2 separate regions of the Homo sapiens genome follow, and region 1 is linked to region 2. A link is a loop called in an ENCODE intact Hi-C map of the cell type or tissue named here. Cell type or tissue: gastrocnemius medialis. All regions are shown on one strand. Region 1 overlaps TAB2 (TGF-beta activated kinase 1 (MAP3K7) binding protein 2). Region 2 overlaps TAB2 (TGF-beta activated kinase 1 (MAP3K7) binding protein 2).

Region 1 (2,500 bases), 72 kb after region 2:
GTTAAAACCAGAAATGTATCTGTAGCTGTCTAACCTCATGTCCAAGGTTCCTTCTTTATTGTACTAGCTTGACGTTACTAATAATTTTCTTTCTGAAAACTTCTTTTCCGGTCAACACTCTGCATTCTAGTTTCTTAGAATTCTTATTTCTATGCCTCTTATTAATGTTAGCCAAAAGGATGTAGGTGTAAAGTTATAACATTCATTCTCTCACTTGTTCCTCTGGCATCTTATTTACACTCACAGCATAATCTAAGGAGAATCTCCTTTAAATTGTAGTTTAAGCTTTTTATTCTACTTGATGAAACTTAAAAGATTCCGAATCATAGATTTGATGTTGAAAGGAGCCTTATAGATTATCTAGTCCAACACCCTTATTTAATAGAAGAAAAACATAAAGTTCAAATAATATGTCAGTAGAATCTGAATAAAAGTTTAACACAAAAAATTAGCATTATTACTTATGAATCGTAAAGTAAATGCCTACATTTATATACAGTAAATATGAACAGAGCAATTAAACAAATTTCAAGAGTAATTATTGAGGCCGGGCATGGTGGCTCAGCACTTTGGGAGGCTGAGGCGGGTGGATCACCTGAGTGAGGTCAGGAGTTTGAGACCAGCTTGGCCAACATGGTAAAACCCCGTCTCTACTAAAAGTACAAAAATTAGCTGGGTGTGGTGGTGCACACCTGTAGTCCCAGCTACTAGGGAGGCTGAGGTAGGAGAATCGCTTGAACCTGGGAGGTGGAGGTTGCAGTGGGCTGCAATCGCACCACTGCACTCTGGCCTGGGCAACAGAGACTCCGTCTCAAAAAAAAAAAAAAATAAATAAATAAATAAATAAAAAAGATTAATTATTGGGCCGTGCTTCTTTCCTGTTAAAAAACACTTATCCCTATTTCTAAGAGAGTTTACTTATATGACAGTGTCAATGTATGAGTCCATTTATTAAAGTGGATTTAAAAATTACAGAATGGCAGACAAAAAAGTTAAAACCTACTTAATCCTACATATTTATGCATTAATTATATCTTAGATTTTTTTTCTTTTTTTCATTTTTTTTGAAACGGAGTCTCACTCTGTCACTCAGCTGGAGTGCAGTGGTGTGATCTTGGCTCACTGCAACCTCCGCTTCTGCAACCCCACTTCAAGCGATTCTCCTGCCTCAGCCTCCCAAGTAGCTGGGACTACAGGCGCGTGCCACCACACCCAGCTAAGTTTTGTATTTTTAGTAGAGCCAAGTTTCACCATGTTGGCCAGGATGGTCTTGATCTCCTTATCTCATGATCCGCCCGTCTCGGCCTCCCAAAGGGCTGGGATTACAGGCGTGAGCCACTGTGCCCGGTCATATCCTAGATTTTCTAACAAAATTACGCTATCTGTGCTTCCCACGTGAGTTGATGTCCTGACCCAGTCCAAAAGACAGAAACAGCACGGACTGCTTGCTACAGCACTTAGAACAGTGCCTGGCACATGGCAGCTCCCATTGCTGCTGAACAATTACTACTCTAAATATATTCACGTTATAATAAATATAGCCATAGGAATGATTCAACCATACAGAAAAGAATCCTGCTACAAGGTGAATTATCTCACTCTACCCCTTTTATTCTGTTTTCCAGGTTTGGTTCCATGAGTAGGATCACAACCTTCACTTATTTAGGCACACCTTTCCAATCGATAATTTCTGTTATCAATTCAGAAACACTAAGATCTCAATCAACATCAGTCTGTTAGGCTCCTTGTAGGTTGCTGTTAAGCTCCTTCTAGGTTTCATTTTAAAAGGAAATTTTACACTCCAACAACTTCCAAGCTTTCATGTGAAGCAAAAATATGTTGTTTCATCTTAATTGTACTTATGTTTAAACTTAAACTCTTCCAATACTAGTTTCCCTCCTCAACTTTCCATTTTTGTCAGAAATAGCAATTTCTTTTCAGCCTGCAAAGTGAAGTTACCTTAACTCTTCTCTCTTCTCTTTCTTTACCTTTACCCAACTCCTTGAAATCGCATCCATTTTGTAATTAACATTCCTTAAAATACAACTTCTAAGACTCTCCTCAATGGTTATTACAGTCAATACAGTCCACAATTACTTCCATAGTTCTGAAATAAAATGTCAGGACAAGATTTTTCCACGAAGCTTCATATGGAAACTCATTTGGTGGTGGCAAAAATCTGAGTTGAACCGATGTAAGGTTATTTACAGGCTTGATTTAGCCCACTTACTGTGAATATTTTCACCTTCACTGCAGAGATACTAGTGTCTAGTTACAGGATGATACCTCAGACCTTGCTGGGAGAGTTATGTAATATACAATATACACGTTACCTTTCCCAAATCCAAAAATGTTTGAATCCCAAAACACAGCTGGCCTCAGGGTTTCAGATAAAGCATTGTGGACCTGTATAATATTATTCTAGGAATCCTAATTTAGGCACCCTATACTTAACTTTCTTCCTGATACTCTCTCTTACCTGACTCCATGCATCTCAGCT
Region 2 (2,500 bases):
TCAGCAAATACTACTTTGTTCTTTTCAGGCTGAGAAAAACACCTGAGTTTTTGTAATTTTTTGAAAACTGTAAATATAAAAGTTCTCTTCAAGAGAAGCACCACCATCCTCATGACCTGCATTACACATCAAGGGACAGAACAAATATTAACTAAATGTTTACTTCAGGTTAAATGGTCCAATAAATCACATTTGTCTTTAACAATGCGGTAAATTTTGAAAAATCCAAAGGAAATAAAAGGGAAAACTATCATAAACTATGAAAAAAGAAGTCTAGGGAAATTGATAAAAACAGTCCAAGAAATGCAGCTGAGTATCACAATGTCACAAGGAGACTCTAGAGAAGAAGTTTTCCCTGATTTCCATTAATGCTTAAATGATCTGCTGATGTATAAATTATCTCCTGTCCCACAAACTGAAAACAAGTCACAAAATCCACATTAGAATATAAGTTTTTTAATTTTTATAAATAACTTATCTGTTACAAAGATAGTTTACCCAGCTAAATCACAAAACCATCAACTCAAGATATCCAAATTACGTTTTATTAATAAAACAAGTAAAAACTGATTTATCAATCTTCACATAGAACTGCAGATGAAGCTGAAAAACAAGGCCTATTTTAAAAATAAATTGCATCAAACGTAAGGGCTTTGGGTCTATGGTTTAATTACCTAGGATTGTCATATTTCTTCCCATATACAAAATGCAAAGCCTGAAAGTTAGGGCTCTGACATTCATAGAGATCAACTGTAATAATCCCATTTAAAACACAGCCACTTGCAAACATTTACAGTGGGTGGTAGTCTATATTATCTTCCATCCTTTGCTCTATTTCAGCACTTCCCTTAGCCCCATTCTAAGCACTCATATAATTTCATAATTCTGTCTTTTTAAATGCATACTGTTCTTTTTCTTGATTTCAGTTATATACATTCCTGATCATCTGAATATTTTCCTTACAAAAATATATCATCAAAATAAAGAGATGCTTGAGGTTGCTTCAGTGTTCAAGTTTGCTTGTTTTTTTTTCCAGCTTTTCTTCAGTTGTCCTAAATATGGCTAGCCTTGTTTTATAAATACACATGATACTGTCACCAAGTCAGGATTAGAAATGGACTGCCCCAACAGTAAAGCATTTAAACTTCTCTCCAAAAAAAGGGCTGTAGGTACTGCTGCTGTTGCTGGTTTTGAGACTGTACTTTCCCAATAACAACTGCTTGTGCAAGTTCTGTGGGACACCAAGCAGATGAAGCTTAACCTTGTTGTTCTGTCAGTGGGTTAAAAATATCTTTTGTTTTAAGCTTCCCTGTGGAAGACAAACACTGTGTTGTGTCACCCACTGCTCAAGTCAGTATTTAATGTGACCTACAGACATCACTTCTGTAATATCATCTGCAATTCACTGTGCAGCATCTGCCTGTCTTCACACAACATTGGAACTCATGAGGGCAAAGTACAGAATAAGTAGAGGAAAGTTATTCTGTGCATACTTTCATCTCATTAATGCTTTTTTATTTTAAGGCATTGTTCCTCTCAGGTAAGGCTTAAAAAGGGACATGATCGTGCTTAATTACTAAAAGGAAAAAAGAAAATTAGTTAACAAAAGGCTATTACACTATACATATAGAAATATAAGAAAATAATCAAGAAGAAAAGAAATCACTTAAAGCAGACTCGAGAGATCTGTACAGTAGGAAAAGCTTTGGGGTATTTCGCTGCACATTTGTACAGACAATGCATGCTGCTTTCCTTTGCATCTTTAGCCCCTAGATGCTGGCTTCACAGAGTGGAGACACGTTCAGGGAAGACAAAGACAAGGCCAAGAGTACCACAGATTTCTGAAGTTCTTCCCTATCCAATGGCACTATGCGGCAGCAAATGGTTCTTAAATAGTTAAACCTTGTTCCTTTTCTTCGTGTATGTAGTGTTTCACTGAAAGCTTTACAAATAAAACAAGCTATCATTCTATTCCTTCCTCCTGTCAAAATTCAGTAGTGACATGAGGGGAAAAAGGTATTGGGAACACCTAGGTGTTAACATATTGAGAATTATCCATAATGGGACACTGGTAACACTGTACACAGTTAGGCAGTGGGCAACCAAGTCTTTCAGCAGATTACTTTTCATGTGATGAATTTCAACTGCTCATGACATTATACTGAGGTATTATTAGCTCTGTGGGCTGACATTTAACATTAGCAGAACACCATCTTGTCACACCTTCAATTTGACAAAATCCTATGTAGCAGTGAAACTTTTTCCCGATGACAGACTAGTTTCTTGAACTTTAGATGTGGTTTTAGAGAAGATACAGGGCCATTTGGCTCAGAAATGCCTTGGCATCTCACACTGTTCACAGCGAATTAAGGCTGGATGGTTCAAAAAAGTACAGGCGGTACAATTCCACTGAGCTCCCTCATCATCTTCTGTGTCTTGAGTCTTTGGTGTTTTGATGATGGACCTTTGATCTGTAAGAAAGAAAAAAATTATTTTATAA

The links. Hi-C counts contacts between places; a loop is a spot of excess contacts. Peaks named below come from ENCODE experiments on the same cell type or tissue, not always from the same donor. Only the 100,000 strongest peaks of a DNase experiment are listed, where the experiment ranks them.
Region 1: a loop joins it to region 2, with 4 times the contacts of the local background. A loop is called at or near these places in 10 of 110 quality-filtered maps.

Annotation. Positions count from the first base shown.
Region 1 is chr6:149,337,934-149,340,433 of GRCh38, reverse strand. All of the region lies in intron 1 of TAB2 (TGF-beta activated kinase 1 (MAP3K7) binding protein 2), which reads right to left. Among named protein-coding and RNA genes, the nearest start is that of TAB2, 21 kb to the right of the region's middle. In gastrocnemius medialis, no CTCF peak of the experiment used is centred here; no DNase peak of the experiment used is centred here; H3K27ac peaks cover 1,228 bases.
Region 2 is chr6:149,409,548-149,412,047 of GRCh38, reverse strand. TAB2 (TGF-beta activated kinase 1 (MAP3K7) binding protein 2) reads right to left here. Exons shown (of 7, transcript NM_001292034.3): 7 at 441-2,471. The coding sequence ends at 2,329. Among named protein-coding and RNA genes, the nearest start is that of SUMO4, 11 kb to the right of the region's middle. In gastrocnemius medialis, no CTCF peak of the experiment used is centred here; a DNase peak (open chromatin) is centred at 1,255; H3K27ac peaks cover 2,327 bases.